Linked DNA regions of Homo sapiens: all the other regions are linked to region 1. The links are chromatin loops, found by intact Hi-C in ENCODE. Cell type or tissue: gastrocnemius medialis. All regions are shown on one strand.

Region 1 (8,000 bases):
AAAAGCAGAGGTATGACTGGGCATAACAATATGGGAGGTATCTGTGTGGAGGTGGGTCTGATACAATTGCCATGGATCAGACTCCTCGAGACAGAACATAGAGTAATAAGGCCTAGGACTGAGCATTGACAAATTCTAACACTTAATGGCTAGACAGAGGAGGATGAGCCTGCAAATGATATTTTGAGGAAGCGGTGAGAGAGGCAGAAAGAGAATCAGGTTGTCGTTAATTTTTAAATTATTAAGACAGCTCTTAAATTATGAAAAACAAGAGAGAGTTTGAGAATTCAGGGAGTGTCCATCAGGCATCGAAAGCTGCCGAGAAGTTAAACCGATGAGGACTGAAACATATCCACTGGATTTAGTGACAAAGATCTCATCGGAAACCTGGCAAAATAAATTTAATGGAGTGGGAGGTGAAAGCCAGACTGAAGTGGGTTGAGGTGTGAGTAGGGCATAAAGAATTAGAAACACAGAGTGTAGACAATATTTTGGAGGAGTTTTGTTGTGAAGGGGAGGAGTATGGTGTAGTGGCTGAGCTGAGGGAGAGAGAGGAGGATTTTAATAAAAACAGGTTAGCATTTTTTAAAGATGGGTGACTTCTGGTTCAGATGGCACAGAGAATTCACATTCACTATACTCCTGCTCCAAGAGAGACCAACTCTGGATAAAACGTTTTAAAAGAACAACAAAAAGATATATTTAGAATCAAAAGTAATAGGTGATAAAACATAAGTTAAAGAAAAACCCAAAATGGCACCAGGACTGAAGTCACAAGCCTGTTGTCCTCTAGGTCTGGAAGCAGATTATTTTGGTCAGCAGTTTAGCTCATGCAGAGTTAAGAGAATAAAACATGTGCCATAGGAGACAGCGGCCAGATCGAGGCACATTTTTTGAAGACAAGGATGTTCAAATTTAAAAAGAAGCTAAAAATTGCTTCCAATCTGCCTCCTGGGTTATGGATTTATAAGAAGCTGTGTGAAGGTCAAATACTGCATGTTCTCACTTATAAATGGTAGCTAAGCAATGGGTACATATGGACATACAGAGTGTAATAACAGACACTGGAGACTATGAAAAGTGGAGGGATGGGAGGGGGTGTTGAAAAAGTACCTATTAGGTACAATGTTCACTATTTGGGTGATGGGTACACTAGAAGCCCAGACTTCACCACTATGTTATATATGCATATAAGAAACTTGTACTTGTACCCCTAAATATATAAAACTAAATAAATTTTTAAAAGAAGCTATGGAATTTGGGAACCAAAAATCAAATATGTGGCCTCATGACCAAGAACTGAGCTATGCCATTCATGGGGTCAATGTCTGAATCTCCTATCTTCAGTGTCATAACAATAGAGAAGGCACACTGTAATGCCTGCTCCTGGGCTAAGGATCCAGTGGACAGCTAAGACAATGCAAAATTAGCAGGCTGAAACAGATGCGAAAGAAGGAGAGGATAAAAACCTCTCATTCAAAATAAGCCAATATGCCTGTAAACAAAATTCAAAACACATAAATTGAATATTAAGAAAGACAGGTAACAAAATAATCAGAGATGAGTTCACTTCAGATGAGGTGAATTTTATGGAATAGTCTGAGAAAGACTTTAAATATACTGGCCCATGATCTGAAATCCCCAAACTCTGAAAAGGAAATAGGTTTTGTAACTGTTTTGGTGGCAAACCTAACCTAACCAATAATCATTTGCTGGCAAAGTCTGAACTAAACTGATATAAGTCTATGTATATAGTCAGTTAGTGTCTCCCTAGGTGTGCCTATTCATGCTTTTCACTGGAGAAATATTAACCTGTTTGATTATAGGGTATTATCCCAGACCTCACTGGAGATGTTATCTTTTTTCAAATCTTAAAAATTTTGAATTCTGAAATACACCTGGCTCCAAGGCCTTTAGGATACTAAAAAAGCTAAATGAAGAAGTAACTTCCACTTAAAAGTACATGAAGTTTTGAAACAAAAACTGGCAGAAAAGACAAGAAAAAATAAATATGATAAAGAGCCAATTGAAAAGTTTTAAAAGTATAAATTAAACTGAATCAATAAGCTGGATAATTTCTAGACCAGAGATAGTGAAATAAAATATTTCCGTATTGTAAAAGAGCCTTGAGGTCCTGCTGACTAGCTCTGTGCTATAGCTCTGGGTTAAATCAGAGGTTAGAACCTCCTAGATGAGTCATCAGCATCACTTCCTGGTGGTTGCCCCTTCTCAACGGTACCTCTTGTTGTCTAGGGAACACACACACACAAATACACACACACATACATATACCTGTATATGTACGTGTATGTGCATTTTATGTATATATGTATGTATGTACACCTATATACATGTATGTGTGTATGTGTGTATACACACATAGCATGTGTAGGGAGGGATACAGCAAACTTAGTATTAGAATGAAGTAGAGGGAAGATCATTTAGGTTTTTTATGCATATCTATATTGTTTTACTTGTTACAAGTAAATATTATTTCGTAGCATGAAAATTCAAATAAAATGAAGACTTTACTTAAGAAATATACTTAAAAACCTTTAACTGCTACCTTCAAAATGTTAGAAATGTAGTTTACAAAAATGTACACATCTAAAAGTTCAGTTACAATTAACTCCACATATATTTTCATCCCACAAATTTAATCCCCCAAATGAATATTTTCCTCAAAAGGACAAAACAGAGAATGTTACAGAGAGCAAAGAATAAAAATATAGTGGAGGAAGTCTTTCAGTGTCTTCATTTTGAAGTGTTGTGTATTCTTATTGTTATGGTTGATATCCTATAGCTCTAACTCGAATCTGAAATCAGTATGATCTTAAATTTGGTTCTGAAGTTCGAAGAACTCCTGGAAGAAAAGTAATACCAAGACCTGTAGTAACCTGTCCTCCAAGCCATGAGGTAGGTGCCAGGGGATGTAGAAGTTCCGGATTCTGAGCTCAAGGAATTCAGCTGCTACAAATTGCTTAGCCTAAGGGGTTGAACAGTCAGTGAGTGTGGTATCCTTTTAGGGTAAGCTGTGTCATTTCTGGACGCTTACTAGATTGAGTCTCATCTGTCTTTTAAGAGAAATCTTGCCCTGAATCATGTAGAACAGGATGCCCCCTTCTAAGTCCAGATAACCAAAAAGAAAGGATTCTATAGATGCCCACATCCCCTGCCATGTCTAGAAAGTGCTCAAAGAACAACCTGAACATGGCTCCATGTAGCGTACCATCCAGCCCCACCCTAAATCAGATAGTTCAGCAAATGTTGATAAACACCTCTGAGAAATTCTTCCAGGTTCCCCTGAATTTGAGAAGCAACTGTGGCCAAGTATTTTTAGCAGATACAGATGGGGAGGTAGTAATAACTTTGATAATAAATAAAAGGCTGGCCCACCTCTCTCCCGCTGAGGTCCACCATGACAGGGTGTGCAGGTGTGGGCTGCCTCACTGCCACGGGTCTTGGCTCCCCATCAAGCAGGAAGTGTCTGGCCTCACAAGCCAGGGTACAGGGGAATCTGGTCACTGGCAAATGCTGGTAGAGTAAGCAACTTCAACAACAGCAACAACAATGGAATCAATAGTTACAACTGAGAACATCAAACGGAATATCAAAGTACATCCCCAAAGACTCTCAGTCATTCAGTTCACTCATTCATTCATCATCCTTCAATAAACTCTTATTAAGTGTCTGCTACAAGAATTAAGCAATAAATTTTCATCTGCATGGGGAAGAGAAGAAACAAAGGTCCACAAACCTGGCTTCTATTTTAAGCTCTTCCTCCCACCAGATGTATGACTGACCTTGAGGGCATTGACTTGGGCATGCATCAACATTCCCACATGCTGGAGGGTGGTAGCCACTCCTAAGCCAGCTATGGTGTGCAAAGTGCTTTGTGAATCTTACTTGAAGAACACAAGTAAGACATAGAGGAAGATAACAACTAATTATCCAGAGCATCATGCTGTCGTTGTGATCCTGAGACACCTCATGAAAGCTTGCATTAAAGGCTCCTAATTTAGAGGACCCCAATGATGCGGCTGCACCTTCTGCCCCACACTGACTTTTCTTGGGGAGGTCCTGCGTAGGCACATGGTTCTGTGACTGGCAGCTGCAGTACAGAGGCTTCATAGTAGTCCCTGGGGAGCAGCACCAGGTAATCCTAGAAAATAAAGACCAAAAGGAGAATCATTCATTTTGATGGTAGCCCTACTTTGGATAGAAAATAATCAAACATACTAGTTAAATCAATAATAACCAGGTGAAGTCGCTAGTTAAACTCTCCATATCAACTGCTTTGTTCTTCATCCCGACTCACCGAAACACAAAGAACCACTCATCAAAGATTCTTTATGTATCAGAGAGAAACTTGTCAGTGTGAACAGTTTTATTCTTCAAGTTTCAAGAGAGATTTTACTGTCTCTCCTTGGTTGTTTATAAATTCACAAATTAACAAAGATAATAAATTGTCAACTGATGAAATGTTCTGTGGAAATGCTGGTTGCCTTCAGCAGTACAGAACACTGAATGTGGATCACTTTCTACTCCCACACCCGAGTAACGCTCAACTGGCACGGTATAAAAAGCAATGCCTTGTGATCTTGGTGATTCACAGAATGGAACTGGCCTACTGCCTGTCCCAAGAAACGAGAGGAAGAACATGTTCCACTGAGTGTGCCAAACAAAGCCCACAACGTAAATTCAGCTAAGCAGCTCTTCAGGAAAGAGCAGAGCTGCAGGCTTCTGGGAGGTGAATGATTGACAGCCCCTAGCCGTCCTGACAGCAGCACATATCTGCAGAGGGAAGAGGGGAGGGCAAAGAGCTCATACACAGACCACAAAGCTTTTTCTCTCCTCAGACAGAAATGTATAGGAGGGGAAAAGTAAGAGATTGTGGCTGAGGGGACTCAGTAGGTTTAAATTTTAAAAGGGTTACTGTTCTACTAGTAAGTTTGCTGAGTTTGGGACCATGTCTCCTCTCTCCTCATGACTTTATAGTCTCACAGATAATAGAATAGTAAAGGTTGATCATAGGCACCCTTATGATGCCTAATGATAATGTCATTAGGCATCTTCCATGCCTAAACAGTAACTTTTATAATGAACTTCTACTTTCCGTGAGTCCAACTTTGTACCCGTTACTAGTATCAATGGAATTTTCCTCTGCCTCATTTCTACCATCTGTGAAACATTCTTGAACTTTTTTTTTTTTAAGCAATAAAGCTTCCTACTAAGAAGATGCAAGAAGAGCAGAGACCTTCTGATGTTCCTTTGTTGTCTTGAATGGAAAGAACAATCCCTCATGTTATCCTTGTAAGATCCCAATTTGGAAGGACCTATTAAGATAAGTATTGTCCCTGTTGTATGGAAGAAGCAACTGGCAGGACTGGAAGAGACAGGATTGGAATTAAGCGACTTTCCTAAGATTTGCTAACATGGCCAATAAACAGGGTTGTGCCTGAAGGAAAAGCTTTATGTTTTCCACTTGAGAGCATGAAATCAAGCTTTTCCCAAGGACTCTATTTTGAAAAGACCTTGCCATGAAGCAAAGCAGGCCTTAAAGCACATAGCAAAGAGGGCTGTCTCAGAGAACAGGTTTCATCCTTCCAACTCCCCATGGCTTCTCTGGCTATTCTATTAGGTGTTTGCAGACAAAGCCTTTCCTGAACAAAGAGTTCTCTGTTGTAGGCAATCTGTTTGGTGGGAATAAACCTGCTTTAGGTTTAACACAGAAGAAAGCAGAAAGAGTGTCATGGAGAAGCAGTGGCTCCTGTAGCCTCTTGCTTCTCTTTCCACCCCCAAGAACTTTACTGAAATCCATATCTGCTTGTCTTCTAGGTTATTCTTCCTTGGTTCTACACAATCTCCAGACAGTGTAGACAATAACCAGGTGAAGTTGCTAGTTCTTATGATGTGAGGCAATGAGTGCTAAAGTCTATACTTCTGACTCATGCTGGAAAATCCCATACAAGCTTTGGAAGGGTGAAGCCACATACTCATGAAGGCTTCGCATTTGTTCTGATAATTAAGAGTCTTTAGGAGACCTTTTTTATCTTTTATTTTTTTTGTCCAAGAGAAGCTAGCTGAAAGGATACAAAAGATACTTCAAGTTGATTCCTATGTCATTTGAGGGTGAATGTCACCACAGTTTCCTTAGGTTGGGGCTGAATTGTTCCTGTGTCTAAAACCACCAATGATTGTGATATTTTATGGTCGCTGTGGATTGTAGTCTTGGATGGAACCACTTCTGAGGTAGGAAGAATCCCGCAGGAGCTCTCCATTCAGAACTAAGTCTTACCAGAAGGACTCCTTCTGCCTTAATACAAGCAACCCATATTCCTGGTGTGATTGAAAATGGGTCTGCAAAACCATTTCCAGGGACAGTGACAAAGGCTGGCTCCTTACTCGGCAGGAAGATGATCTCTTTGCTTTGAGCAGCACCTATCAGAAATACAAAGAACTGCTTAAGGCATTTTTCTATCAGTCAGTGTTATGATTTTAGATATTCAGTTTTGAACATTCAGTTTACATCTCAAAAAGTTTAAGATGATATGTACTGATCAGATTTACTGATCTTATCTTTAAAAATTGTACTATGCAAATACATATGTATAAAATAGGCTAGAAAGATACTGATAAGACATCAGCAATGGCTATCTACACTGGGATTATGAATAATTGTTTAACTTATTAAATAAGTATATTAATACTTGTAAACAGTTTAGGAAAGTGCCTTGCATATAGTAAGTATTCAATATATTACATTAGCTACTAAATTATTTTTTCCTTTCTTGTTTATATGTGAGTTTTTTTTAAAGCCAGGGTCCCACTATGTTGCCCAGGCTGGAGTGCAGTGGTTATTCACAGATGCCATCATAGCTCATGACAGCCTCAAACTCCTGAGCTCCAGCAATCCTCCCACTTCAGCCTCCCAAGTAGCTGGGACTACAGCATATGTGATTTTTAAGTTTTAATTTTTATTAATGAACATGCATAAGAAAAAGTTTTACACTTCCGTTTGTTTGTTTTCAGGAAAAAATATGTTTTCTTCTGCATTAAACAAAGAGAGGACCTTCTACAAGAGGTTCAGAAAGAAATAAACTATTGCATCTAAGTTCAATTGAGACTTTTTCTTTCAAAGAATTATCTTCTCCAAATCTTTGGGTTCACTCTTGTTCTACATACATTGATGGGGGCCTACTATGTGCCAGGCTTGGAACTAAGTTCTGGTGACAAGGCAGTAAACACAGTAAGCATGGCCTTTGCTCCCTGCTGGTGAGGACCAGAGAGGAATAAGGACTAGAAGACAGGAAAATGTGGTACAGTTTGGACAGTGGTATTTGGGAGGAGGCACCAGTTACCATGGGACATAACATAACTAGGGCTCCCAACTCAGACTTAGGGGAAAGGTGTCCCGGAGGACAAGGAAACGAAGCAAAATGTATTCCAACTATTTGAGTTAACAGAGAACAAACTGCTGCTGTTATTGTCACGCAGGAGGCAGAGGGGCCTGTTAAGAGTTTGGAATCTGAAGACTTTGTCTACAAACATCCAGCTGTGGCTGGCAATTTACTAAACCTCTCAGCTCTGTTTTCTCTTCAACTCTCCTCAGTTTGCCAAGTTCTTATGATGTGAGGCAATGGGTGCTAAATTACTCTGTGAATGATGAAGTAAGCCTGCTAGTTCATTCAATGGGTTAATCAACCTCCAGCCACGCAAGTTGGGTTGACACAACTCGGAAATGACATCATTTCTTCCCCCATTCTGAATGAACCGTGGATGCTTAACAAAGATGGCGTACATTTTGATCCTAAATTAGATTTCCATTGGTGCCATTTTGTGTCCTTGTAAAATTCCAAATGCTTCTTGGAATCTGTTTCCAGGACAGGTAGAAGCCCTAATACCTTGAAGAACAGACCTGCGGGCCTTCTCTCTGCCTGTGGCGAGGCTGTGCTCTCTTCTCTTGTCCCTCTGCCCTCAGGAATTCCTCATCCCTGAGT
Region 2 (8,000 bases), 91 kb before region 1:
CCAGTCTCATTATTCGGGATTTAAATCTGTTTTATTCTGTTGACTATACTGTTAATATGGAAAAGTTAACTTTTTGTGTTTGTTTGTTGGTGGAATTAAAAATGGCAGACCAGATTTTTTTTGGTCACAATCATAACCACTAACAAAGGCTTTAAATCTCGTTTTAAAAAAATCATCTTACCTTTCCCTGATTGCAATTGGAATTCCTCCCAGATAATATGTGCTGAAATCAAATACTTCACCATCAATTATAGTGTTTTGAACGTCCACATTTATCCACATACGCTTTTGGAGTTTTCCAATTTTGATCTGAATCTGAAATAAATGAGAGATGAATCAGCAAGCCAGCGAAAATAAGAGAATCCTATTCACAGGGGTTCAGAACTATCATGTTTTTATTTATCTTCCCCCAGATTCATTTATATACATAGTAGGAAGGCTCTGAGCAGTAGCATTTTTGGATAAAAATATGATACTAAAACATTTTGATAGAAATGTTTGTATTTGAAGTTAACCGTGTTTTATAGATATCATGTATATGTTATACATTTCATGCCGAAATGTGCAAATTTTAAAAGGATATATCCCTCAGTTAACATCCATAAGTTTATCTGGTAATAGGAAGTTTTATTTATTTATTTGGGGGCACTGACTTAATTTTAAAGGACTAAGGACATTTAACGATTCAAGTAAACAGACTCAAAAGGTGTACCGAATGGTCTCTGCCGTTGTTTATGGCGTCTCCAACTCCTCTCTCTTTTGGTAGCTCTGAATTCAGTTTGTATCTCACCATGAGCTTGCCATCTTCTATATTTAGAGATATGAAGCGATCCTAGGACAGAGGAACAATGCAGATGACCAGAAGGCTTGGCTGAAGAAGAGGCAGAGCACTGGAACTCCCGTTACTCTCACAGACCCCCCTGCTCTCAGCTTCAGCTGCTGCCTCAGTGAAAAGGGATAATGGTGCTGCAACAGCAACCTCACGGGATGGGATGATGGTTCAATACTGTAAGTCACGTTAAATGTCACGCACAGTGGTTGGCCCACAGGACAGACACAATAAATGCTAGCTATGATCATGATTTTGTTTCATGCGATCCATAACTGGTGTATAAAGATGGAGACCGAAAAGATACAGATCATTAATATTATTTGAAAATATGAGTGCCTTTTAGAGAGAGGCGAGGTCTTATGCAGACCTCAGATACCTTCCACCATCTGTTTTCTGACTGATTCTTATGTCTCTGTCTCATTTGTTGGTTTATCCCCTTCTACCTTCCATGTCAGTGTTGGGGGTTCCTCGGGGATCCTACACAGGACTCCTTCCTCCCCACACCACTCCCTTTGCCTTGACAATCACAGGCTCTCCTGTAGCTCCAATCCAGGTGTACTGATGGGCCCCAAATTGTTCTCCCCAGCCTAGACCTGTCTTCAGGGCCAAGTCTGCACACGTGATTCCCTTGTTGTTATTGCTTTGCTTGCATGACTCACAGAGACCTCAAATTCAGAATATCTCACACAGAACGTATGACCTACATGCCTCCTACAGGCTGCCAAGCCTGCCTCTTCTTCCATTATACCAGGTGCATGCGCTCCCTGACTCCCAGCCTGCCCCCTGCATGCACGTGTGCAGGGCACACACATACATCACCATGCTTACCTTTCCCTTATTGCTGAGCAAGCCACAAACCTAGGAGTCATTTTTTTTCTTTCTCATCCCTTTATCATAACCTAGGAATCATTCTTGATCCTTCCTTCTCTCCCATCCAACATAATCTTGTAAATTCTGCCATTCTTAGCTCTCTCTTTATGTCATCCCACCTAGTCTCAGCCACAACATTTTTAGCCAGTCCCTGCAGCAACAACCCGCCGGTCTCCCCATGTACCCCCGAAAGTCCATTCCCCCCTACAGCCAGAGCAGTCTTTGAAAATGCCAGTGGGAGCCTGTGACTCTCCTCGGCTGTCAGGATGAAGCCCTGACCCCTACCAGATGCTGCGTGGCATCTGCCTCTCTCTCAGCACTGCCTCTGGCTCTCCAGCCCCGCAGCCACTGTTCCACTGAGTGCTCCCTGCCCTTCCCACCTCCAGGCCTTCTTCATGCCTCTCCCTCTGCCTGGATCCCCCGTCTTGCCTGTCCCCATGTCCTGTTCAAATGCTGTCCTCCTGATCTCAGAGGAAGCATTTCCTTTGCTCAAGTGTCTTTTATGTTGTACATCCTCATTTCACCCCCAAACTTTTCCTTGATACAGCTCTTCACAGTTGTGATGAAATAAACAACCTATTAACAGCATTCCTTTGCATATTCTTCCCCTCTAGATTATAAAATCCCGGAGGGCGGGAGCCATATCTGTCTTTGTCATTATTGCATCTCCATTACGGTGTGAAACATATACTTGAATCAGCTACTTCCCTAAGATAAGCTGAGCAATTTCTGACTTAGGGCTTGAAGGCTTTGCTTTTACACAGTTCCTTAATGATAAGAATGCCTCTCTTTGAGGTCCAGGGACCGAGTTCTTTTCTAAGAGGAAAATCAGTCCTTATCTGGATCCTAAACCTTGCCTTTGGGAGTCAGCTTAGGTTGATCAAACCATAAACAACAGAGTTACACCAATTTACTGAGAGTCATGAGCCATCCTACTTAAAGCAGATCTCTAGGTCATTTCTTATGTAATGGTATTATGTTAAGTTTTCTTATTATATGAGTAGTATTTCTGGTTCTTAGTCTCCAAGAACTTCAAATTATATACAAAGAAGACCTTGTTTTGTAAAACAACTGCCGTGTCCTGAAGATGCTGGATGACTTCTCTGCTCTATGTATCCTTCAGGCTGGCTGGGACCTTCCCAAACCATCAGAACTGGTCCAGCCTTGGAATCTCCTGAAGGGTCCAGACCAACCCCAGAGAGGAGAGTTGGACCGGGTCAGTGTCACCACCCTGCGGTAGAAGACTCTGGTAAAATCCCAAGCTCCTTATCAATCCCATGTTCTCGGACCACCAGAAAGCCTTTGGGCTCATCCACATTTCTTCAGAAATACTCCGTGAGAGCAACTACAGAAGCTCCTATTCACCGGAGGGTTCAACTCCAGGCCGGCTATAGGTATAAAGCAGCAAACATCACGCCAACTCTCCATCAACCAGCAGATGGCGCTGACGATCACTTGTAGAGTGTCACTTTGGACTTTTCTAACCTAATAGATTTTAGAGGGTCCCTAGGAATCTCAGCTACTTGAAAACAGAGAAGCTTCAGTGTCTTGAGAAGGCAAACATGCTGATAAAGACACAATCCCACACAGCCTGGTAAGAATCAGATCAAGACAGAAACAGCAGGAAGTCAGTCTAGATCTTAGAGATCCCAGGAAGTTTTCACATGTTTTGGGTCAGAATAAGTAGATTCTTAGGCAAGCAGTGGTTCTCAAATAACAAAACTGATAATGAGAATAGAACAGGAAAAGGGGAGATTTCTCCCACATTTTGGGGGGCATGTTCTCAAATTCCTGATTATTTGCCCTCATTAAAATAGACATCAATGGAACAGAATAGAGAGCCCAGAGATAAAGCCACACGCCTACAACCATCTGATCTTCGACAAAGTCAACAAAAACAAGCAATGGGGAAAGGACTCCCTATTCAATAAGTGATGCTGGGATAACTGGCTAGTCATATGCACAAGACTGAAACTGGACCCCTTCCTTTCACCATATGCAAAAATCAACTCAAGACTAATTAAAAACTTAAATGTAAAACCTAAAACTATAAAAAAAAACCCTTGAAGAAAACCTATTCTAGACATAGAAATGCCTAGAAATACCATTATAGAAATAGGCCTTTGCAAAGATTTCATGATAAAGACCCCAAAAGCAATTGCAACAAAAACAAAAATTGACAAATAGAACCTAATTAAAGAGCTTCTGCACAATGAAAGAAACTATCAACAGAGTAAACTATCAACAGAGTAAACAGACAACCCACAGAATGGAAGAAAATATTTACAAACTATGCATGTGAAAAAGGTCTAATATCCAGAATCTATCAGAACTTAAATAATTAACAAGCAAAAACCAAACAACCCCATTAAAAATGGACAAAGGACACAGACTTTTCAGAAGACATATATGCTGCCAGCAAGCATATGAAAAAATGCTCAATATCACTAATGATTAGAGAAATGCAAATCAAAACAATGAGATACCATCTCATACTGGTCAAAAAGGGAATTATGAAAAAGTCAAAAAATAATAGATGCTGGTGAGGTTGAAAGTGGAAAAAAGGGAATGATTGTACACTGCTGGCGGGAATGTAAATTAGTTCAATCACTGTGGAAAGCAGTTTGTCTATTTCTCAAATAACTTAAAACTACCATTTGATCCAGCAATCCCATTATTGGGTATACACCCAAAGGAATATAAATCGTTCTACCATAAAGACAAATGCACGCCAATGTTCCTTGCATCACTATTCACAACGGCAAAGACATGGAGTCAACCTAAATGCCCATAAATGGTAAACTGGATAAAGAAAATGAGGTACATATACACCATGGAATACTACACAGCCATAAAAAAGAACGAGATCATGTCCTTTGCAGCAACATGGATGAAGCTGGAGGCCATAATCCTAAACAAACGAACGTAGGAACAGAAAACCAAATACCACACGTTCTCACTTATAAGTGAGAGTTAAACATTGAGTACACATGGACGCAAAGAAGGGAACAACAGACCCTGGGGCCTACTTGAGGGTGGAAGTATTTTTAAGGACAGAAAAAATTACCTATTGAGTACTACATTTATTACCTGGGTGATAAAATAATCTGTGCACCAAACCCCTGTGACATGCGATTTACCTATATAACAAACCTGCACCTGCACCCCTGAAACTAAAAATGTTAAAAAAAAAAAAAAAGTACATTTCCCAGCCAACAGAAAGTACAACTGGGTGGAGGAAAAGGATGCAGGTAACATTTACACATTGTTTTCCAGATCTAGTGGGTCATTTATAACAACCCAGTTATCTCCAAATTGCTAAACAGAATGAATATATTTGGTTGTATCTGGATGCTTGTTATAGATTACCCCGTTTTCTGCAAAGAACAGCAAGCCTCTATCCACGGTGGTCTGAATTGTCTGTCCAAAGGTTGGGATGGGAGCATGTGGTTGAGTTGGAACTCGAGCATAGCCCGTACCTTCAAAATAATTTTTGTCTGACTCTTCCTTCCTCCTGTCAACATTAATCATCATAAATTAGAACACAGCAGCAAATGATCACCATGCCAGTGTGCTTATTAATACAAGATGTTGCTATCTGAAAAATGGAGCCAAGAAAATGCAATCTAGTTGTCATAATTTTGTTAAAGCAGAGGAGACATCTTTAAAATGTTAAGGCAGCCAGCTCTTTCTCCTGGATGTGCTCTCATACTCTGACAATCAAACCCTAGCTCGACAAAGATGAGTAAGATACCCTTTTGGAAATGTCTGCTTAGGAAGATGTGGTCTGCCAGCTGAAGATTTTGAAATGTAAGAGATTATTAACTTGCAATGTAATTTTATTCTGAATAATAAATATTTGGTCCACCTCATATTAGAATATACCATGTCCTTGTAATTGTAGGGAAGGTTAGGAGTTCAAGGCAGCAATTTTCAAAAAGATTGAGGTGGAAGAGTACCAAAAAAGTCATGGCACATTTTATGAACCACTTTTTCTTTTCTTTTCTTTTCTTTTTCTTTTTCTTTTCTTTTCTTTTTTTTTTTTTTTTTTTTTTTTTGGAGATGGAGTCTCACTCTGTCGCCCAGGCTGGAGTGCAGTGGCATGATCTTGGCTCATTGCAACCTTGACCTCCCGAGTTCAAGCGATTCCTGTGCCTCAGCCTTCCAAGAGGCTGGGACTACAGGCACACACCATCACACTCGGCTGATTTTTGTATTTTTAATAGAGATGGGGTTTCGCCATGTTGGCCAGGCTGGTCTCAAACTCCTGGCCCCAGGTGATCTGCCCACCTCAACCTCCCAAAGTGCTGGGATTACAGGCATGAGCCACTAAATCAGGCCTCTAGATCAGGTACCATCTAATATTAAATATTTTGTGGTAGGAGGCACAAAAATTTTCATAAAGACTTTTTTCAAGTGAGAAAACTATCTAGCATTTCATACAAATTAAGAAGAGACTACCATAATTAGATTTTAGGGCAGGACTGCCAGTGTTGCATGCACACATACTTGAAGAACTACTGGCCCAAAGCAACTAGCAACATCAATAGCATCTCACTGGCCCATCCTTTATCATATGTAAAAGTACTGCAAGTTACCAAAACTCCAGTTACAGAGTTTCTGGTTTCTACATTTTATTTACCTTCTACAAGGCTCCACTTCAGTTGTGTTGAGATTGAATGTTTTTTTGAAGTTGTACAAGCTCAGAACATTTTCATTGAGGTCATCTAATTCAATACAACCTTTGTATGGAGGGAAACTTAGTCGACTGGGAAGCTGAAAATGAAATAAAACATCTTCCACCAATTGAACAAAGGACAATAATCAAAATAGTATCAATTAATCACTTTTAACAGTCACTATGGCATAAGGGTTAATTAAGAATGTGAACCCTGGAACAAGATGCCCTGGCTTTGCTATTTACTAGCTGTATGACTGTGGGCAAGTTATTACACCTCGCTGTCTCTGTTTCCTCATCTGTAAAATGGGAATGATCATGATGCTTATTTAAATTAACATACTAAAGCTTAGAACAGTGCACAGAGGAAGCACTCAATAAGTGTTAGCTAGTATCTCTAGAATGTGCTGTAAGAATGTGCGGTTAAATCCATTTTATATGTAATTAACAATTAGAGACATGAGGTCATCACCATACCAAATTAAAATTTTAATATTTAATTCAGTGAAATAACATTTACACTTACTTTAAAATCAGGTGGGTAACCTCCAACATAAAATACAACATTTTCAGGATCCAAATTAAGGAGTGTATTGCTATTTCTACCATCCATGTCATAGACTCCGGGTGTTTCTGGTTTACTGGATGTGGCTCCTTTGGTGTAATTAAGCCTTGCAAACTGATAAATTCTGTTTAAAATGAATTTAGATAATAAAGTTAAACAAAAAATTTGAAGAATTCAAAGCCAAGCCACTAAAAATGGGGTTCAGCAACATGTATACATGGAAGTTTGGTGAGCACAGGTACAGTCAATCAGACTTGTACCTCTGAAATTTCACCCGATCCATAACTGCCTCCTTAGTCTCACTCTTGGTCAAGATCTGGTCCACTTGGAGTTCAGCCTCACGGTCCCCCAGGTTGTAGACACAGGTGAGCTGGCCATCCACAACTGCCATGCCGATGTAGTCCCGGGAGGCCTGGAGACAAAGGGCCACCTCAGAACACTTCACATTGTGGTTTCTCAAATTCCCATCCCAAGAGGATGAGGATGCATTTCAAATAACTAATGGGTTTTAGGCAATAAGCCTTGGAGAGACAGAATAAACAAGGTGCAATATTTTATAGAATAATATAGAATGCAGAATTAATAATGTGAGAGCTGTCTCTGCTCATGTTATAGGGCACTCATTTATTCATTCCTCCATTCACTCAATCTACAAATATGTGCCAAGCACCTACCATACAGAGGGCCCAGGTATAGACTCAGCCGTCCAACAGATTTTAGTCTGGTAAGGGAGATAAGCCATTTTGCTTCTCCCAGTACCACACAACATCCTCTTAACACTTTGTGCATGCCTCTGTTGTCACACCTCTATGTTATCATGGTTAGTTATATATGCATCTTTCTTCCCTGCTAGAATGTGAGCGCCTTAAGGTAGAAACAAAATGTTTTAAAATCACGGCATAATATCCATAAAACTTACCATTTTAACCATTTTAAGTGTGCATTGGCATTAAGTACATTCGAGAATAAATTTTTGTTTATCACAAAGCCAGAATGTGACACATAGTAGGTATATGGTATAAATTTGCTGAAGGAATAAAGTAATGTGCATTTTA
Region 3 (8,000 bases), 250 kb before region 1:
ATTATCAAAAAAGTCATTCATGTTAAATGCAAAATGTAAAGACCTCCCAATTCATGTATATCTGAGGAGTACTGTGTGGCTTAAGCACACCTTATCAGAATTGCTTTATTTGGTTTATGAAACTGGGGTTTATCCACTGCCCCAACCACAGTGAAGTAGCAGTAAAAAAGTTACAGCACAGCAGAAGGTACAAATCTCTTATCTTTAAAGCCACCTCCACTATTTTCTGTTAGGCCAATTTTTCTTAACAGAGCCCTCTTAGGAACACATACCACAAAGACGACTTGAAGTATAAGAGGTAAGACATGGGATTTACCACCTCCCTCCACCACTGGCCCCTGTCAGGACCCTACTGTTGACCACTCCTCCTAGGAATATTTTTACCTTCAGATGAGTAGGAAGGGCTAGGGGAGGTCAACTTACATAGGACTATCTGAGTGCATCATCATCTCATTTTTGAAGAAAGGATTTTCTGTAGGGAATTTTCTGTAAAATAAAGTTCTCTCATAACTATAAGAGAGCTTATCCACTTGGCAATGTTATTAATATGATACCAACTCTGACCCTCATGTACAAATGGACAACATGAACTGTCAGACTTCCAGGCCCTTTAGAACAGTAGGAAAAGAGGTTTTCAGAACGGCATTTTTAAAATTTCAGAAAATATATGAAATAAAATAAAATCTGATTTACAAAAACCCAATCCCGGAATTGAGAGTGATCTAAGAATAGATGTGTAGAAAAGAGTTGATGCAGCAGGCCTGACTGCTATCCTTCAATAGAACTGCTAAAAAGGTTGGCCCTTGGCTGGAATGGAAGCTTGGATTCTGGGAAAGTTCTTACCATTTCCAGGACTGATAAGAGTGGCTCACTGTGTGCACCTAAACTGTCTGCACAAATAATATGATGTACATTGAACACTGATTTTTCTTCTGGGAGTCCGGAATTTGTCTATGTGCCTACATGATCGGCCCCCAATAAAAACTCTGGCATTAAGTCTCTAATGAGATTTCCTGGTTAGTGACATTTCATTTGTGCTGTCGTAACTCGTTGCTGGAGCAAATTAGCACATCCTGTGTGACTCCCTGCAGAGCAAAGCCTTGGAAGCTTGTGCCTGGTCTCCCCTGGACTCCGCCACCCCATGTGCTTTTTCCCTTTGCTGATTTTCCTTTGTATCTAAGGAACACAAACGAACTACAAAACATAATCTAAGCCCTCCAAATATCCACAATAAAATTAGGAAAGAAAACCAATACAAATGAAAAAATAAGACTGCAACGTAATTTAGCTGTAAGAAGTCATAGCTAAAAATATGACTGTAAGATGAGTCTTGAATGTAAGTCATCAAACCTGGAGGTGGTCTTGGGGACCCCCAATCTATGGTATCAAGCTATTATTTTACTTAAATGCATCAATTTTCTGACAAATGATGAACATATCACCCAGGGGATCACATTTAAAAACAACTATCCTACAACTTCTGGGTGATTAATGTCCTATAGTCTACCTCCACTAAAAAGAATGCTATAGGGTAGAATGAACAAGTAAAACAAATTAATCTACAAAGTTTTTTTAGTAACTTTAAAATAATAAAAGTAATACATTTGAAACAATTTCTTTTCATTCGTTCTACTTAACAAGAATATTTACTGTACAAACACCACATTTCAAGCACTGTTCTGGGTGAATCGAAGTGAAATAAGACAGAGATCCTTCCTTTAAGAGGCTCAATGACTTTTTCCCCTCCTAAAGGGAAGCACTGTAGGAAAAGAAAGCCTGGAGAAAACCTTGAAGCTTCTTTTATACTAACAAAGTGGATTTTTAAGTGTCTGGATTGATCCAGCATGTCCACAAACAAGAAAGATGATGCTCAGTTACAATCCAAAAAGCCAAAGGTTTAACAGAAAAGCAGAAAAAAATAGAAACTAGAATATATATTCTTGAGAGCACAGAGGCAATTGGAATCTAATTGAAAACAAATAATCACTGGCTGCAGATTTTAAACAAATCTGTAAAACCCTAAAAATATCGATTGGCTATTGACTGTTTCTATTATGTGCCTGGCACTGTGCTTGCCACCTGAGGAACGCCAAAGAACTATAAAACATTGTCCAATCCCGCCTAATGCCCACAATAAAATTAGAAAAGAAAATAAACAAAGGAAAAAATAAGCATGCAACTTAACATACATATTTAAATGCTCTATTGGGTCACATACAGAAAGAGTGAAAACAAACAACGCTGAGATGATGAGTGAATTGTTCTTTTTTATCTCCTTTTTCTGTCACTAAATAGTTTTCCATGTAGTAAACACATAAATAAATTAGAGAGTGCAAAATAGTTACTGCAGGATTTCGGAAGAACACTTTACTCCTACCCATTCTTAACTGGAAATTTGGAGGGATAAATTTAACTCCATTTTATCCTGTATTTTCCAGGCTACCTCAGCTTTATTAAAGGAAGTGAAGCTTGCACTAAGGGAAAGGGAACACCCCAGGAGAGAGCAGCAGGAATGCCAGTAGGAAGGAGCAGATGGGCGAGCGGCTTGGAGGCAGAGTGAAGCAGGGGACACACCGGGACAAAAGGGTGCAAGCCCAACAGAGGAGTGAACACCTGCTCCCGGAGAAACGGCATCTCTCAACGTGACGTCGAAGGGACCAGGATTATAGACATGAATGCTAACAATTCTGACCTCAGGTGAGGAGCTACAGAAATGGATGGTAGAACTGGAAACAAACGTTAAGAATCCATCCAATCCTGAGTACGTGGAACTAAATCAATAAAACACAACAGAAACCTCCACGGTGAAAACCCCACTCTTCTAGAATAAGAATACAATGAATTCAATCCGTCTTTAATTTTGTGCCTAAGATGGGTGCCAATGTCTGAAGGCACATGTTAAAGTCTATGGTAACAAGCTGTAAGGTCCTTAATTTGAGCCAAGGAAACAGAACCCAACGTTTTTGACTGAGTCAAAGATGATAAACTGATGTATGTCAAAACAAACTTAATGCTCATGTCGAGAGAGGCCATGTTGCTTTTACTACATTCTGCGTCCAACTTGGCACTGAAACAGGTTCTCGGGACTTGCCCTACTCTCCATCCCACACTCTGTAAAGCAAAAATTCCAGCCACAGCCAGGCCAAGCAGGAGGAGGCAGAGGCTGGGGGAGAATGCAGCACCGAGAACAGGACGCTCTGCACTGTGGCTCCTACAGGGGCCGCTCCAGCAGCTCCATGAGAGGACACAGCAGCTGAGTGCATGTCTTCCCAACAAGCAGAGAACACGCTATTTAAGAGCCATACACCCTGCACAGCCTTTCATCTGGCTGCTCTGAAAGGTCAAGTATGAATCATTCAGCTGTCGTTATCGCTGTGTCTGTGGAGGGAGGTGGAGACAGCAGAAAAACCACAGAGCAGGCCGGGCGCGGTGGCTCATGCCTGTAATCCCAGCACTTTTGGAGGCTGAGGCAGGCAGATCACTTGAGGTCAGGAGTTCAAAACCAGCCTGGCCAACATGGTGAAACCCTGTCTCTACTAAAAAATACAAAAAAATTAGCCGGGCTTGGTGGCAGGTGCCTGTAGTTCCAGCTACTCAGGAGGCTGAGGCAGGAGAATAGCATGAAACCAGGAGGTGGAGGTTGTAGTGACCCAAGATTGTGCCACTGCACTCCAGCCTGGGCAACAGACAATCTGTCCCACCTTATGAGGACCAGGCAACAACTAGCTGAGAGATGGAGGGGGCGAGAGGAAACCCTGCCCCATACGGGGACAGAAGTCTTCCCTGGGAAAGGGCAAGAGCTGCTTGCAAAATGGGAATATCAAGTTACATGAAATTGATCTTGGATAAATTTTGTAATTTTTCAGGGGGACTGTATCTGGTGCAAGCATCTATTAAAGCCTGTCTGTCCAACTGTCCCGGAAGGAGGCTGGTTAACCCATGGCAATTCAGGCTTGCCTTTCTTGTGTCTCAAATAATAGAGGTTTTTTTTTTGTTTTTTTTTTTTTTTTTTTGAGACAAGGTCTCACTTGGATTGCTCAGGCTGCAGTGCAGTGGCACTATCTCACCTTACTGCAGCCCCGACCTCCCAAGCTCAGGTGATTCTTCCACCTCAGCCTCCTGAGTAGCTGGGACTACAGGCACACGCCACCAAGCCTGGCTGATTTTTTGTATTTTTAGTAGAGATGGGTTTTGCCATGTTGCCCAGGCTGGTCTCAAACTCCTAGACTCAAGCAATCCACCCACTTCGGCCTCCCAAAGTGCTAGGAGCCACCGTGCACAGGTGTGAGCCACTGTTCCTGGCCCAAGACTTTGAAGGACAAAAGATGATTTAGTTTTCACCAGTCAGCCCACTGCCTCGTTATCTTCAACCTTCACCAACAGACTTTTTTTTTTTTAATTATACTTTAAGTTCTAGCGTACATGTGCACAATGTGCAGGTTTGTTACGTATGTATACATGTGCCATGTTGGTGTGCTGCACCCATTAACTTGTCATTTACATTAGGTATTTCTCTTAATGCCAACCCTCCCCACTCCCCCCACCCCACGACAGGCCCCGGTGTGTGATGTTCCCCACCCTGTGTCCAAGTGTTCTCATTGTTCAATTCTAACCTATAAGTGAGAACATGCGTGTTTAGTTTTCTGTCCTTACAATAGTTTGCTCAGAATGATGGTTTCCAGCTTCATCCATGTCCCTACAAAGGACATGAACTCATCCTTTTTTATGGCTGCATAGTATTCCATGGTGTATATGTGCCACATTTTCTTTATCCAGTCTATCATTGATGGATATTTGGGTTGGTTCCAAGTCTTTGCTATTGTGAATAGTGCCGCAATAAACATACATGTGCATGTGTCTTTATAGCAGCATGATTTATAATCCTCTGGGTATATACCCAGTAATGAGATGGCTAGGTCAAATGGTATTTCTAGTTCTAGATCCCTGAGGAGTCGCCACACTGTCTTCCACAATGGTTGAACTAGTTTACCGTCCCACCAACAGTGTAAAAGTGTTCCTATTTCTCCACATCCTCTCCAGCACCTGTTGTTTCCTGACTTTTTAACGATCACCATTCTAACTTATGTGAGATGGTATCTCATTGTGATTTTGATCTGCATTTCTCTGATGGCCGGTGATGATGAGCATTTTTTCATGTGTCACCAACAGACTTCTAATAGGCTCACTTCTCCAATCCCAATATCTTCCTGAATGGCATTACCTTTCCTCCATTTCCTCCCTTTAATTATGCCTGAGGTTGCAAATTTGTGAATTTTTGCAATCAGATCTTGGCAATGACCTTGAACCGTAGGATATAAATAACTCCCACATGCTTAGCGTTCCAATAATGGAACACTAGGCATGAATGGATTTTAGTATCCACCCACCATGTTCTAGGCAAAAACGTCCTACCAGGTTCTAAGGACACAGAGAAGGAAACGGACCTTCATGCTTTATAAACCTCCTCAGGGATAAGGGATCCTTGATCTTCCCAAAGATTCAGAAACACTTGTTCCCTATTCAACCTCTATAACTAACTTATATGTCTATGGCTGAAGTATCCTGCTGAATTAGAATTTATTTACTTACTTATTTGTTCCTACTGCCAAACCATGAGTTCTCCCAGGGCATGAAGTGCATCTCATTCATCTCAAGACTACCAGCACCTATCATCTCACAGCATGTGGGCACATAGGAAATGCTCAACATATGTGGGGAAGAGGTAAAACAGCAGGTAGATTGCACAGTCCCTGCCCTCAAGGGGTATGTAGCCTAATACTTTAGGCAGACATGTAAATAAATATGAGTATTGCTATGTGATACCTGCAGTAAATGGTGATGTACAGGGTATAAGTAATAGCACAACAAAGGCCAGATTGGCTGGGCATGGTGGCTCACACCTGTAATCCCCACACTTTGGGAGGACAAGGCGGAAGGATTGCTTGAGCCCAGGAGTTCAAGACCTGCCTGGGCAGCATAGTGAGACCCCTATCTCTACAAAAAATTTTTAAAAAATTAGCCAGGTGTGGTGGTACATGCCTGTAGTCCCAGCTACTCAGGAGGCTGAGGCAAGAGGATCACTTGAACCTGGGACCTCAAGGCTGAAGTGAGCTATGATCTCCAGCCTGGATGACAGAGTGAGACCTTGCCTCTTAAAAAAAAAAAGAACCAGGATTGATATGAGGAGGGAATGCTGTACAAAGGAGGAAGGCCTGGGTTGCACTTGATTAAGCATAAGAGAAAGATAAAGGGGGTAGGGGTGTTCCACACTGAGAGGGCAAGGTGAATAAAAGCTCGAGGCAGCAGCGGGTATTCAGGGAGTGTGAGAATCTCAGCTCAGCTAGATGAGGTAGTGGAAGGGCAGGTGGCTGGGAAAGAGGCAGGGTCTTACATGCCCCGCACAAAAGGAATTCAGACCTTCCCTTGCAGGTGAGGCCCACCAGCTAAGTGTTTAAAGCATGGGTTTAAGCAGTTCTGGAAAGATACTCTAGCAGCAATGGAGAGTGTGGCCCAGAGGGAAGCAAGAGGCAGTGTGGCTACTATTCTAGCCCAGGGCTAGTTCCCCAGGGTACAGGGAGCACCTGAGGGAGAAGGTCCCAAGGAACCTGGGTTTCTGGGCCACTTGGAAGGTGATAGCACAAGTAACCAAACTAAGGTGGGAGCACGTGGACAGCACCAGGATTTCAGTTAGAAAATGAGAAAACCATGGCTCAGGCCCTGGTTCTGTCATCACCAACAAGCTGCATAAATCATTCAACTGCAACTGTCTCACCTGTCAAGTAAGGAAAACAATCTCATCTGAGGAAAACTAGAGTATATATGTTGCCAAGAATACAAAGGTGAGAAAGACATGGGCCCTCTCTTCAAATCCAAAAGGAAATAAAGGAAATTTATAATCAAACAAGGTGGCAAGTGCCATAAAATATGTTTTAAAAATAATTTATCACAAAAGTAATATATTCTTGCTGCAATAAAAGACACTTGGATAATAGAGTTAAAAAGATATAAAGTAGTATGGGAAATTAAAGAGATGATGGAGTAATTCATTATAAGGAAGTTTAAATGAGATAAACACAAGCTTTTTTAAAAGTAAGAAGCATTGACCGGGCACGGTGGCCCATGCCTGCAATCCCAGCACTTTGGGAGACCAAGGCGGATGGATCACTTAAGGGCAGGAGTTCGAGACCAGCCTGGCCAACATGGTGAAACCCTGTCTCTACTAAAAATACCAAAAATTAGCCAGGAGTGGTGGCATGCACCTGTAATCCTAGCTACTTGGGAGGCTAACGTACGAGAATCACTTGAACCCGGGAGGCAGTGGTTGTGCTGTGAGCCGAGATTGTGCCACTGCACTCCAGCCTGCATGACAGAGTGAGAAACTGTCTTTAAAAAAAAAAAAAAAGCATGAATCATTAAAAAGTTCACATTGGCTCATCCCTACCAGAGCTCTGGCCTGTGTGTGTGCCCCTGGCCCCTCAGTGCTGCCCCGCTCCAAGGGTGGGGAGGGCCACCCATAACAAACATCTCCAACAAGGAGCTTTGTTTTTTTTTTTTCCCCAAGAAAATTATCCATGTAAAATGTTTTCTAAGAAACATGGATCCCAACAATGAAGTAAACAAATTATTTGTAGCTTAATAACCCACTGGGTGTCTCAAAGGCAAATAGAGCACATTGTTGGTTGTGTTTGTTTGAAACAAATACTGAGCTATTCACAAAGCAAATAACCACTACATAAGTTTATGACAAGCTGAGGCTTTCATGCCTATGAGAATTTCACTTCAATGTCAATATCACATTCAATAAATCATAGGACTTCAGGAAGAAGCAAGAATGCTGTCAAATACTATGATGAACAGGATTAAGTAACAATAATATCAAACTATTAGAAGAATAGGCAAAGGCTGTAAAGATAATTTGTGAAAGAAATATAGTTTATGGATAAAATACAAAAGCATATTCAATCTCACTAATACCCCCCAAAAATGCACACCAGTCTAAA

The links. Hi-C counts contacts between places; a loop is a spot of excess contacts. Peaks named below come from ENCODE experiments on the same cell type or tissue, not always from the same donor. Only the 100,000 strongest peaks of a DNase experiment are listed, where the experiment ranks them.
Region 2: it touches region 1 in a loop (3-fold over the local background); 63 of 110 quality-filtered maps call a loop at or near these places.
Region 3: it touches region 1 in a loop (3-fold over the local background); 4 of 110 quality-filtered maps call a loop at or near these places.

The regions. Positions count from the first base shown.
Region 1 is chr18:23,822,864-23,830,863 of GRCh38, reverse strand. LAMA3 (laminin subunit alpha 3) reads right to left here. Exons shown (of 75, transcript NM_198129.4): 21 at 6,299-6,441; 22 at 4,065-4,162; 23 at 3,397-3,550. Among named protein-coding and RNA genes, the nearest start is that of LAMA3, 140 kb to the right of the region's middle. In gastrocnemius medialis, no CTCF peak of the experiment used is centred here; a DNase peak (open chromatin) is centred at 4,633; H3K27ac peaks cover 1,716 bases.
Region 2 is chr18:23,913,767-23,921,766 of GRCh38, reverse strand. It overlaps LAMA3 (laminin subunit alpha 3), which reads right to left. Exons shown (of 75, transcript NM_198129.4): 57 at 7,206-7,357; 58 at 6,907-7,069; 59 at 6,345-6,478; 60 at 5,072-5,216; 61 at 713-832; 62 at 182-315. Among named protein-coding and RNA genes, the nearest start is that of LINC02958, 65 kb to the left of the region's middle. In gastrocnemius medialis, a CTCF peak has its summit at 3,138 (motif pointing right); a DNase peak (open chromatin) is centred at 3,126.
Region 3 is chr18:24,071,698-24,079,697 of GRCh38, reverse strand. The region is part of intron 4 of TTC39C (tetratricopeptide repeat domain 39C); the gene reads right to left. Among named protein-coding and RNA genes, the nearest start is that of TTC39C-AS1, 60 kb to the right of the region's middle. RefSeq lists an enhancer at 3,159-3,453. In gastrocnemius medialis, a CTCF peak has its summit at 3,202; a DNase peak (open chromatin) is centred at 3,257; H3K27ac peaks cover 1,071 bases.